Regions from separate parts of the Homo sapiens genome. Here all the other regions are linked to region 3. Evidence: chromatin contacts called from ENCODE Hi-C or POLR2A ChIA-PET data. All regions are on one chromosome and are shown on one strand. The core of a region is the stretch at or near the end of the contact, and the rest is flanking DNA. Distances in the headings are between cores, read along the strand shown.

Region 1 (3,722 bases), core at 948-3,447, 250 kb after region 3:
ATCAAAACCAGCATGGTAACAAGTTTCTATTTGGCTTCTTTAGGGATCTCTTGCTGTGTGATTGCTATAGGGGAGCCAAGAATCTCTAAAGAAGGTGTCATATAGTCTTTAGAGCCTGTATAAAAACCTCTTTTCTTTCAGGCTACTTTCACAGAAACGAAATATGTTAATTAGCAAGCACTCCTGAGAAATCAGTGCTGGTTGCAGGAGTCCTCCACATTAAGTATGAGATATTTAGAATGAGAGGAGAAAGAGATAAGTAAACAGGACTCAAAGACAATCATTGCAGAAGTATAAATACAGGATTTCTCTCTGCCTTTGTGGAGCTTATAGAGACCCTGACACAAGCTAAGCAGGCTTAAGACACACACATCTACAATAGTAGGCATCTTGTCTCTATCTAGGACATATATCACAGATTTCTAAACCACATGTATAGTGTAGGGTTGCTAATAATACCTGACACAGCATTCAACGTGGCCCCTGGGGTGCCCAAGTTCTTTACAAAGGGCTTCCTTTTTAATCTTCAAGAAACATATTTTCTTCCTTCAGAAGATGGGAAAGGGCAAGGGCCTTCAGTCCCATTTCCTGGATAAGAAAAACAAAGCTTTACAGTAGATTAGCAAGGCAGATCTGGAAAGAGCCAAGTACTCTTCTTCATCCCATTGACTCTTAGAATAGTTTTATACTTGATTTGGTTTGGGTTTTTCGGGGAACATGGAGAAAGGATTGCAGCAACCATCAGAAGGAGGTGGTTGGAAGGAGACCTGGCAAGCAGAGCCTGGGAGCTCCTCAATGGGACAGTATGGGCACCTCCAAATAGGTATATTCTCTTAGCTATGTTAGGCTTCCAGGGCTGTTCCCAGAGGGAGGTGGAGTCCACTGTTACCCGCTTCCTCACCCTCCACCTCCCCTGGCCACCAGATAGATGTCTTGGGGGCACTCCAAGGAGGCCTCATCCTGATCTGCAGTTGTTTTGAGAACATTCAAACCACCTTTTGGTCCAACCACAAGGTGCTTCAAGCCCAATATCCTAATGGGGTCCAAAAGGATAGGTTCGAGAAGGATTTGGCTGTCTTCCAAGATCAATGACATTCCCACCTCATCCCCAGTTTCCCTTAGTAATCCACAGTGGATCTGTCAGCCATGACTTTACTTTCACTCTTTCCAAAGCTACTTGCATTTTCATCTTGCTGCATCTTTTGGAGCTAATGAATTCCTTAGGTTTTCCATTTGCTATAGAGAATAATAGTTCTTTTCAGTCGCCATAGCAAGAACACTCACCTTGGAGTCCAACAGATCTAGGTTCTAGCTCTCACTTCTGCCACTTACTAGCTGAGTGGGCACAGGATATTTTCTTCCCTTCTCTGAGATTCAGTTTCCTCCTCTGCATAATGGGGTTATTGATAACTCCTCTTCCTCCCTTGCATGGCTGCTATGATGATAAAATGAGATCCTTGTTATAAAAGCACTTGAACAGTACAAACTGGGGTTCTGGTGCAGAGTTATACTTTAGCTGAATTTTCTAGCTAAAGATTGGGGGCTGTTGGTTCTAGAATTCTCAGGTCTGGTGAATAAGGCTGTGCTCCTTCTCTCCGTCTCTGCATAATTTTATACACTCTGGTCACATCACTTCCCAGCCTTCATCGTTCTAGACTAAAGAGTCTGCGTTTGTTTAATCTATCTTCATATGTCAGCCACCACCCTCCCCCCGCCCCACACACACCATCCCTTTGATTATAGAGTGGCCCTTCTCTGGATCATCTCCAGCTCCATTATGTCATTCTGGAAGCACTAAGACCAGACCTGCTCAAGTGTGTGTGTGTGTGTGTGTGTGTGTGTGTGTGTTCCTCAGCTCTGAACCTCTGACTCTGACCCCCTCCCCAGTTATAAATCCTAGAACAGGATAATTACCCAAGACCCTGTCCAACTATAGAGAAGGTTGGTTGGCTTCATACTGAAGCCTCCCCCTCTTTCTCTGCGCAGCCCTGGCCCCAAGGGGCTAAAACTGCTCCCTGTCTGGCTTGGAAGGCTGGGAGGTGGATAACTAGGATGGGGAGACTGAGGGGGAGGGAGGAGGGGGGGGGTCTTGCGCAAGCGCACGCGGCTGCACGGACCGCCAATGCTGCTGCCTCCCAGAGCAGAGGGAGGCAGAAGAGGAGGGAGGGAGAAGAGTGGAAGGGAGGGGGAGGCGGCACTTGGGCTGCAGCTCGCAACCAGAGGCAGTGTCTCTCAGCTCTCGGAAGGACCGAGAGAGGCAACCGCGGAGTAGGATGCTCTGCGGGGCGCCCAGAGCCGGGGGCGCTTGAAGCAGCTTCGGGGACTGGGGCAACCGGGCAGTTTTCACCATGCATCAGTCCCTGACTCAGCAGCGGTCCAGCGACATGTCCCTGCCCGATTCCATGGGTAAGTCTAGCGGCCCTTCCTTCGGGCGGCGGCAGCAGGGGTTGAGTGCCCTGGCCTCTGGACTGTGAACGCCCCAGCTGCCCCAAAAGCCGGAGAGCGGGAAACGGGGCATGGATGGGGTGGTCTTCGCGCCCCAGCGTCTGGGTGGTGGACCAGAGTCCCAGGGGAGCGGCCTGGCTGCAGCGGGAGCGACGTGCGGAGATCGGAGCGCCAAGCTTGCGTCGGAGTATCTCTGCCCCGGAGTGCGGGTGTGTGCCTGTTTGTGTGCGTGTGTCTACAGACTTGCAGTCGGTGGTAAATCCCAGCAATCTGAGGATCAAAACACTTCCCTGCAACCTGCGCCTTCGCTTTCCATTCGACACTCCCTCTTTGCAAAGTCCTGGTCACTTCTAAGAGCTCACGACTAACGACAATTAGAAGCAGGGTCCTCGCCCCCTCCCAACTCTCTTGAAGCTGCCCTGAAATTTAGAGATGCAGTTGGGTGGGGGCCTGACTTGCACCTCGCTGATTGGGGGGGGGGGGCGGGTTGCGCAACTCTGGGGGATGGGCGGGGGTGAGAAGAAAGGGGGGGATGAGGGGAGGGGAATTCCTGAGGAATCACTCAAGACAGCCCAGCCCTGCCCTCTGCAGCGGCGGGATCAACATTCTTTGAATTTGATTGTTACTCTGCTCCAAATGCACGGAATGTGCATGAGTGTGAAAAGGGAGTCAGGGGCAGGAGTGAGAGCGCGAGAAAGAAACATCCAGCGCGAGCCCGCGCATCTTCTGAAGTCGCGCTTTTCCTCGCAGGGCGGAATGGAGGGGGAGGGGCACCCTTCGACTCCTTTCCTTATAGAAACTGGGGGACAGCTACCTTCGGGCACCAACTTGGCTGCCCCTCGAAGCTGCTTTTTGGTAGTTACAAAAAAAAACAAACCCAGTCCCCCTCAGCTGTTAGGCACCTTCCCAAGCCCTGTGATTTCACTGGGCGGAGAAATTAATTTGGAGCCCTGGAGAGCGGGAGGGGATTGTAAAATCATGATCCCACCTAATCTTTTAAAATTCGCCTCGGATACACTTCAATCAAATCGAATTCTCTCTTTCCAACATACTTTACATTCTGCAAAATCCCTCTGTCCCGCAGTTCCTGCCATCAGTCTGCTCAGGTCTTCTCCGATGAATTTGCGGGAACATCTCGAGTGGAGGGGGCAGGGAGAAGATCGAACCCCCTATATAATCTCCCTACTGCCCGCAGAAGACTCAGTGTCAACAAAACTCGTTCACCGGAGGGGCCCCAGAAAGTGTTATCTCCTGGATGGTGGAAAGATCCGTATCCT
Region 2 (3,740 bases), core at 291-2,790, 240 kb before region 3:
GAGATGACTCGAAAGTGTCTCTATCACTTGCAAACAAAAGAGCCTAATAAAAACAGTTCAAATCAAATATCTGGCTTCTGAGATGTTCATTACCTGGCCTCACCATGCCTTTACAGTCTTCCAGTCCCACAACCCCTCAATGAGAATATCCCACTTCAGAATATCGACTTTGCTAAACCATCACTGCCTATTCTCTGTGTATATATACGGCAGTCAGTTTCTGTCTCCATACCTTTGCTGGCACTTCTGCCACATATCCCCTTACTTGTCTTCACCCCACCAAGTTCTAGTCACCCTTTAAGCCCTGCATCCTCTTGGAAGACTTTCCTAGCTTTGCCATCCTGACATTGCTTCTCCCTGCTCTTCCCCTCGAATCCCTATAGACTAAATTACACAATCTAGCATCTCATTCTGTGCAATCTGCCATCTCATTCTACGCTGTCTTGTTTTTCTCTATTTATGCCAGGTTTTCTATCTCCTCAACTGGTTCTTGAACTCATGAAGAGCAGGAATATATTTCATATTGTTTTCAAGTGCCCCACTGTATCATTATTATTATTCATATTATTATTAACAAATGTTATCAAATATTTGTTGTTTGAGTGGTATCAACATGGAGCACAAACAATCCAACAGGCATATCATAGAACCTCATTACTGCAAAACAATCATTAATGAGAAAACTACACTAATAGGGCCCATGCTGAGTGTGGTCATTGAGGTGCTATCCTAAGAGAAGGGCTGAGCTCAAGGGAAGGCTCCCCTCAGACCCATGGGCCCTGTGAAAGAACCACTTTTTATTTCCTCCAGCAGGGGAGAGAGAAAAGGAAAGGCCTGAGACCTGGGAATGTCAACTAACTGCTTGATATCATGAGAGAACTTACAGCCTACTCTAGGAAAAGCATACAATCCTGACCTCAGCCTTCTTTGGAAACAAGTACCTCAAGGCATAAGCCAGGGAAATGTCAATCTTTCTCCCTTCATCCTGGCAGCTTAGGTTCTGGTTGCCCCTCCTGGGGGAAATGCTCTGGCCCCTCCTCTGAGAACAGCTCTCTTTCTAGGCCAAACCCAAGTCACCTTTGAGAAAAGCCACCATTCAATGTGGGACTTTTAAATATCAAGAGATGCCAAACAGTGCAGAAATCAAGAACTTTCCCTTAGTCAGAGCACTTCCATGCAAGAGGAAAATATGGCTCTACCCAGTGTCATTTCCAAAATTGATAAGGGACCCATACATACATCAGCAGTGCTATTTTGACACTCCATTATGAGTCATAAAATTTCTATTCAACACCCACTTCCTGAGCCCAGGGTATTATTTATTCCAAGGAATTGGTAAGAGGTCTCAACTAAGTGCAGGATAATCTGCTTCTGAAAATCACAGTTAAGAAAAGGGCAAGTTTCTTGTCATCCTCAGAAACTAATATGCAAAAAATAAATCTGACTAAGAACATGTGGGTGGGAAGGTACACGGGAAAGAGGATTTAAGAAAAACTTCACCCATCTTACCCACTCAAAAGCTATTGCTATGCTGCGCCTTTCTTTCTTGGTTTCCTGTTTTTGCTTACAGCAGATAAAACTTGATGGCAATGATCTTAATCTTCTCTGTCAGCCTTCCAAGCTCATTATGGGGAGGGGAAGGGCAGAGATTGTTCCTGTCTTCAGGCGGGAAACCAAAGTTCAAGAAAATGGACTCCAGCAGCAGATGGAAAATGCAGATAGTTCCCAGAGGCTGCTGTGCATACATCTGGAATACCTCCAGATCTGAGACAGAGAAGGAATGCTAATAAGAAATCTAGTTGAAATGAGAACACATGGACACAGGGAGGGAAACAACACACAATGGGGCCTGTCGCGGGAGAGCAGGGTGAGGAGAGCATCAGGAAAAATAGCTAATACATATGGGGCTTAATACCTAGGTGACAGGTTGATAGGTGCAGCAAACCACCAGGGCACATATACACCTATGTAACAAACCTGCACATCCTGCACATGTACCCTGGCACTTAAAATAAAATCAAAAACAAAAAAGATATGTAACTAACCTGCACATTGTGCACATGTACCCTAAAACTTAAAGTATAATAATAATAAAATAAAATTTTTTTAAAAAAGAAATCTAATTGAATATCCGAGAGTGTTCCCTGACCTCATGAATCTGTAGGTGAAAGATGCCAACAAACTTAAAGGGGATTTTTCATTTACTTGGCTGGCCAAGGGTTTGAAATTCTAATATTAAGAATTCAGTCATTTCATTTATCCTTTCCTATATTTGTTTCTTTTTCTCTGGAGTCTTCTTAAAAGGGCAACTACTCATAGGAGGGATTATACACACTCACTAACATTTTAGTGTGATTTAATCTGTCCAATTTTTTCACTGGGTGTATATGAAGAAGAAAGGAAGAGAGAATGTATGCAAAAAAGTCATGCTTTCCTGCATCCTAAAAATGGATTCACAATCATCTCTGCCAACTCATGAACATCAGAATGGGTGTCAGAGGCTATAAAAACCTCCATTTCAGACAATGTCTTCTTTTGGTCAAGGGGCCTGAAAGCTATTGAGTCCTTATGTGTTTGGGGGACAGTTCATTTAAAAAAGTCTAATTAAGAAGTCCTCACAGTGCCACCTCCTCCCCATCCAAAACCTACCACTACACCCCTTAGCAAAGATTATCTGAGCCTCCATGGCTTTACTTGTATTCCCTCAGCCTAGAATGCTAAGTCCCTACTCATTGCCTCAGTAGTAGCTGCTCCTTTTGCCTAGAAAGCTATTCCTCCTGATCTTCACATAAATTACACACTCCTGTCTCAGACAGGCCTTTCTTATCTAACGCATGTCTGCTCTAGCACATTGACAATGTATTTTCTTTATAACCCTTGTCAGCACCTGGTTTCATCTCATCATATTTGTCTCTTACTTGTTTAATGTTTTTGCCCCTCCATACCACCAACTAGAATTTCATGAGGGCAAGAATTGTATCTATTTCATTCACAGATGAGTCTAGAAAAGTGCCTAATCCGTAAGAAACCATACATATTTGTTGAATAAATGACTGGATAGATGAATGACTGAGTCCCTACACTCCACCCCAACCATAACTGAATGCCGCATTATTATATTTTTTAAAATATTGCTCAAGAGGGCCATTCCCAGCAAGACTCACCACTAACCCATTCATTCATAGTAGAAGGAGCAAGCACCCTGGTGATTCTTCATACCAAGCTCCCCTGTTCTAAGTACTGTCTGCCTGGGTATGACTTCCAAGGGAGCAGAGCTAGAGTAAATTCTACTTACTTTCAACAGCCCCAACTGCAGTATCTAACAGAAAGAGGAAATACTACATCATAGTAGCTCACGGAAAGAGAAAATCCTACCTCATAGTACTGGTACTGACCCAATAATGCAACCATAGTGGTGTGGTGTTTTATCACAGCGCTGGTTTTGGCCTCACTGAAATTGGCCACATATGACATTCTTTCAATATGTGGTTTTATGAAATCTCCTAGTACTAAGGACATAGGCAGGAAGATCCAGGGCAGAAAGCCAGGATCCAGAGAGCCAGCAATATGTTAAAGTAAGGGCTTAGACTAGGCAATAGGTTAGTACCTAGGCAAGGAGGTTGCCAGGGATCAAGAGGCACATGTGAACTCAAGGTCAAGGCAAGAAGGTGAAAAGCTGTAGGCTTTCAGTCTTCACAGCCCAAATCCATCTGGTACTCTAAGATACTCTAAGGTACACT
Region 3 (3,688 bases), core at 1,189-3,688:
TAGCAGGCGTAGTGATACATGCCTGTAGTCCCAGGTACTCAAGAAGGCTGACGCACAAGAATCGCTTGAACCCGGGAGGCAGAGGTTGCAGTGAGCCAAGATTACACCACTGCAGTCCAGCCTGGGCGACACAGCAAGATTCTGTCTTCAAAACAAAACAAAATGAAAAAAACTATGTGGTATATTCAAAACAGATAGGAGTGCTTCCATCTGTCTCCTTTCAGGCCCCCATCTCCCTTCTCAGCGGTTCTAAGTTCCATTAGAGCCTTGCTTTCAGCAGGCTGTCATCAAATAGCAATGATATTGTCTAATAATGCCAAAGGTTGATTTGCATTTTAATCAGGGACTTTTCAAGACACAAAAACAAGTGGGCCTGTTTAAACAAAGTTAGAAAGTTGATTTATTTGCAGGGTTCTGATTCACCTATCACAAGGTATACCATACAAGCTGCTTTTACTCCACTCACAATCCTGTCACCCCTGGTTTGTAAAAGCTCTGCTTGCTGGATTGTCTCCCTGCTATCTATGATCGCCTACAGAGTAGACTCCAAATTCTTGGCTTGGTGTGCCAGGCACTTTTGAGCCTCATCTTCCTTACTCCCAGCCAGACATCCTACTTCCCAGCCTCACTGCACTTTCCATGTTTCCATAAACAGGCCTGGCCCTTTCACTCCTTGCTTTGCCCTTGTTTCCGTTCCCCAGAATGCCTTTCATCCTGTTCCCTCTTCTCTTTTTGGCAACTCCCACTTTGAGACACAGCATAAACATAATCTCTGTAGAACTCTTCCTATTCCAGATTTCTCCCAAATTTCTTGTTTTGCCTCTTCTGACAGCACTTTGTATATATGTCATATTATTGTTATGGAAATTAGTTTTGAAACTATCTTCCCCTACTGGCTTCTCAAGGGCAGAGACCTTGCATAGTCTTACCATACATGCTAACTGAATGCTTTTGCAGTTAGAATGATCAACAGGTTGGCAAATTTAGTTTTTGATATTGTGTTACCTCCCTCTGAGAATGCCCCAAGGTTAAGTAAAAACTCCCAACAGGGAATTTACAAGGTTTATTGTTGCTAATTTAACCAAACTTAAAGATTTTTTAAATCAATAATCAATTGTAAAGCATGGGGTCATGAAACACATTAGTAGAAAACACTGACTTTTGCCGATATGGTTCTAAAATGTCTCCTTTGGGACAGCGTGTAAACTGAGATTTGGCAAAAGAAGGAAGTGGGTCTTAGCTTTGTTGGGTCTATAAATTACTGAGTTAAGGACTGATAGAGTGGGGGTTAGGACGATCCTGGGCATAGTGCTGGGTGGGTGAGGGGTTAGTTACCTTTCCATTTCTTCGCCTTAGAATACACACTTAATTTGGCCAGCCAGCTTAGAAAATGCTCCTGGTAGTAAGATAAAAGGATTTACAGCTACATGAAAGAGAAAGGCATCAAAATTCAGGCCTTATTCAGCCTTGGGTCTGTGGTGCCTTGAGATAAAAGAGAAACAATTTATACCGGCACCGAATTAAAAAGTCCTTTTCTTCCTATCTTAGCTCGTTTTCTTCTCCTTTCCTATCTTAACATAGGGACATTCCTCTCCAGCAGCGGGCATAATGGCATGATTATGTTTTCCTCTATTTAGGGTTACTCCCCTAGCCTTGCAACCACTCCTTATTCTTTCATCTCTTTCAAAGTTTCTATTCTCCCGGACCCTTACGTTTTATTCCGTCCCTCCCTCTCTCCTCCTCTTCCTCCTCCTCCGTTTTCCCAGCTAGCTCACTCCGCCCCTCGCCGTCACTACCTTCCCTCCCCCGAGGCTCCTTCCCGCTCCTCCCGCCACCCCCCCCACCCCCTCGCCTTCAGAAAGCTCCAATCAGGAGCTCCGAAGGTGTCTCGAAGGCCCGCCCCCTCCTCCTATCCACTTTTCTTCCCCCCAATTTCTCCCTCCCCCCTTCCCCCCCCCACTCAAGTCCTGCGGACCTGGGGGCTTCGGGATCTGGGCGCTATGAAAAGTGTCTGCCCAGTCACTTCCGGTAAGGGCGCTGCGGCGCGAAGCTTCCCGCGGGACCGTTAAGGAGGGAGTGGGAGTTCCCGGTGGGCCAGGGAAGGAAGGCGCTGCCAGGAAAGGGGATCGCGAAGGGGAGCGGGAGCAGGAGCGAACTAGCGCGAGCGTCTGGGGCACTTTAGCCGCCCCTTTCCAGCCGCCCCCTCACGCGCGAGCTCCCCCGCCCCCCGGGCGGCTGCAGCGCTTCCCTCACCCCCACTCCCTGAGGTTGACACCGCCCCTCCCTCGGCGCCGCGTGACCGGAAATGGCGCCATCTTTAGCCTCTTGTGCTATTGACAATAACAAGCCCTGGTTCTTTCCCCCTCCCCCTTTCCCCCAACCACAGCCTCTCCCCTCCCAGGGAGAGGGAGAAAAGGAGGAGGAGCTGCAGCCTCACAGACTCGCTGAGTCGCTCCTGCAGAAAGGGGGGGAGAGAGATCGAAAAGCAGGGGAGGGGGACGGCACGGCCGTTTACCTGTCTGCCTCCTCATTCGCTCTCCCCCCTCGTTCTGCTCACTCCTGGTGTCAGCCTATCCGCCTTCCCAAACCCTCCCATTCCCCCGGTGTAGCCCCCCCCTTCACTTTCCTTCTCGTCCTCTGTGTTTCTCCTCTCTTCTTTCTTCCCTTCCCCCTCTAGCATTGCTACCTTCTCTCCTACACGCACGCAGGCATATAAACGTAGGTTTTTGATGCTCCTCTGCCTGTTGACCCCGCTATTTTCATGTTTCCAACAGGTTTTTCTTCCCCCAGTCCCTCAGCTGCTGCTGCTGCTCAGGAGGTCAGATCTGCCACTGATGGTAATACCAGCACCACTCCGCCCACCTCTGCCAAGAAGAGAAAGTTAAACAGCAGCAGCAGTAGCAGCAGTAACAGTAGTAACGAGAGAGAAGACTTTGATTCCACCTCTTCCTCCTCTTCCACTCCTCCTTTACAACCCAGGGATTCGGCATCCCCTTCAACCTCGTCCTTCTGCCTGGGGGTTTCAGTGGCTGCTTCCAGCCACGTACCGATACAGAAGAAGCTGCGTTTTGAAGACACCCTGGAGTTTGTAGGGTTTGATGCGAAGATGGCTGAGGAATCCTCCTCCTCCTCCTCCTCATCTTCACCAACTGCTGCAACATCTCAGCAGCAGCAACTTAAAAATAAGAGTATATTAATCTCTTCTGTGGCTTCGGTGCATCATGCAAACGGCCTAGCCAAATCTTCTACCACCGTCTCTAGCTTTGCTAACAGCAAACCTGGCTCTGCTAAGAAGTTAGTGATCAAGAACTTTAAAGGTAACCAAGGCCAAAATCCATAATCACCTAATAAGGATTTGACACTCGAGGGGTCACGTGCTCTATTTATGTTAATATATTAAACAGTTTGGAGGTGGCCTAATGTTTTATGCATAATCAATGAGGTGGAGGGGAGGTCCTTTTTTGGTGGAGGGTTCATTTTCCGGGGGTGGTTAGGATCCTTGTGCTGAAGCATACACCGGGTGTTTCTGTGCAGTATTTTGAGGTCTTTTTCAACCTATTGTATTTAATCTGTTATTCCTTATAACACTGACAATCGGTATGATTGATCCGGATTTTGCAGGTGAGAAATTTGTATTCTAAAGAGGTTTATTTATTTCAGGTGCATAGCGAGCCTTGGCATTGCTGGG

What was found. Hi-C counts contacts between places; a loop is a spot of excess contacts on that map. ChIA-PET counts read pairs that join two places held with the same protein, here RNA polymerase II (POLR2A). Pooled maps may share reads with other maps.
Region 1: a loop to region 3 is called in a map with no recorded cell type, with 7 times the contacts of the local background. The contact joins the promoter of TMEM255A here to the promoter of CUL4B in region 3. A Hi-C loop is called at or near these places in 11 of 37 single-sample maps with no recorded cell type and 10 of 50 pooled maps. POLR2A ChIA-PET finds 5 or more read pairs at or near these places in 6 of 52 experiments (HEK293, OCI-LY7, activated B cell and 3 more).
Region 2: a loop to region 3 is called in a map of endothelial cell of umbilical vein, with 9 times the contacts of the local background. The contact joins the enhancer-like site here to the promoter of CUL4B in region 3. A Hi-C loop is called at or near these places in 1 of 168 maps with a recorded cell type or tissue (endothelial cell of umbilical vein) and 4 of 50 pooled maps. POLR2A ChIA-PET finds 5 or more read pairs at or near these places in 2 of 52 experiments (HEK293 and activated B cell).

Annotation. Positions count from the first base shown.
Region 1 is chrX:120,309,936-120,313,657 of GRCh38, reverse strand. TMEM255A (transmembrane protein 255A) reads left to right here and starts at 2,197. Exons shown (of 9, transcript NM_001104544.3): 1 at 2,197-2,406. The coding sequence starts at 2,349.
Region 2 is chrX:120,795,256-120,798,995 of GRCh38, reverse strand. No RefSeq gene overlaps it. Among named protein-coding and RNA genes, the nearest start is that of CT47B1, 79 kb to the left of the region's middle. Within about 2 kb of position 1,540, at least 2 of the 41 ENCODE cell types and tissues checked have a DNase peak (open chromatin) inside an H3K27ac peak, as active enhancers do; they include endothelial cell of umbilical vein, where a contact is called at or near this core.
Region 3 is chrX:120,559,712-120,563,399 of GRCh38, reverse strand. CUL4B (cullin 4B) reads left to right here and starts at 2,438. Exons shown (of 20, transcript NM_001079872.2): 1 at 2,438-3,317. The coding sequence starts at 2,762. RefSeq lists silencers at 1,789-1,838, 2,139-2,218 and enhancers at 1,599-2,483, 2,192-2,486, 2,484-3,369.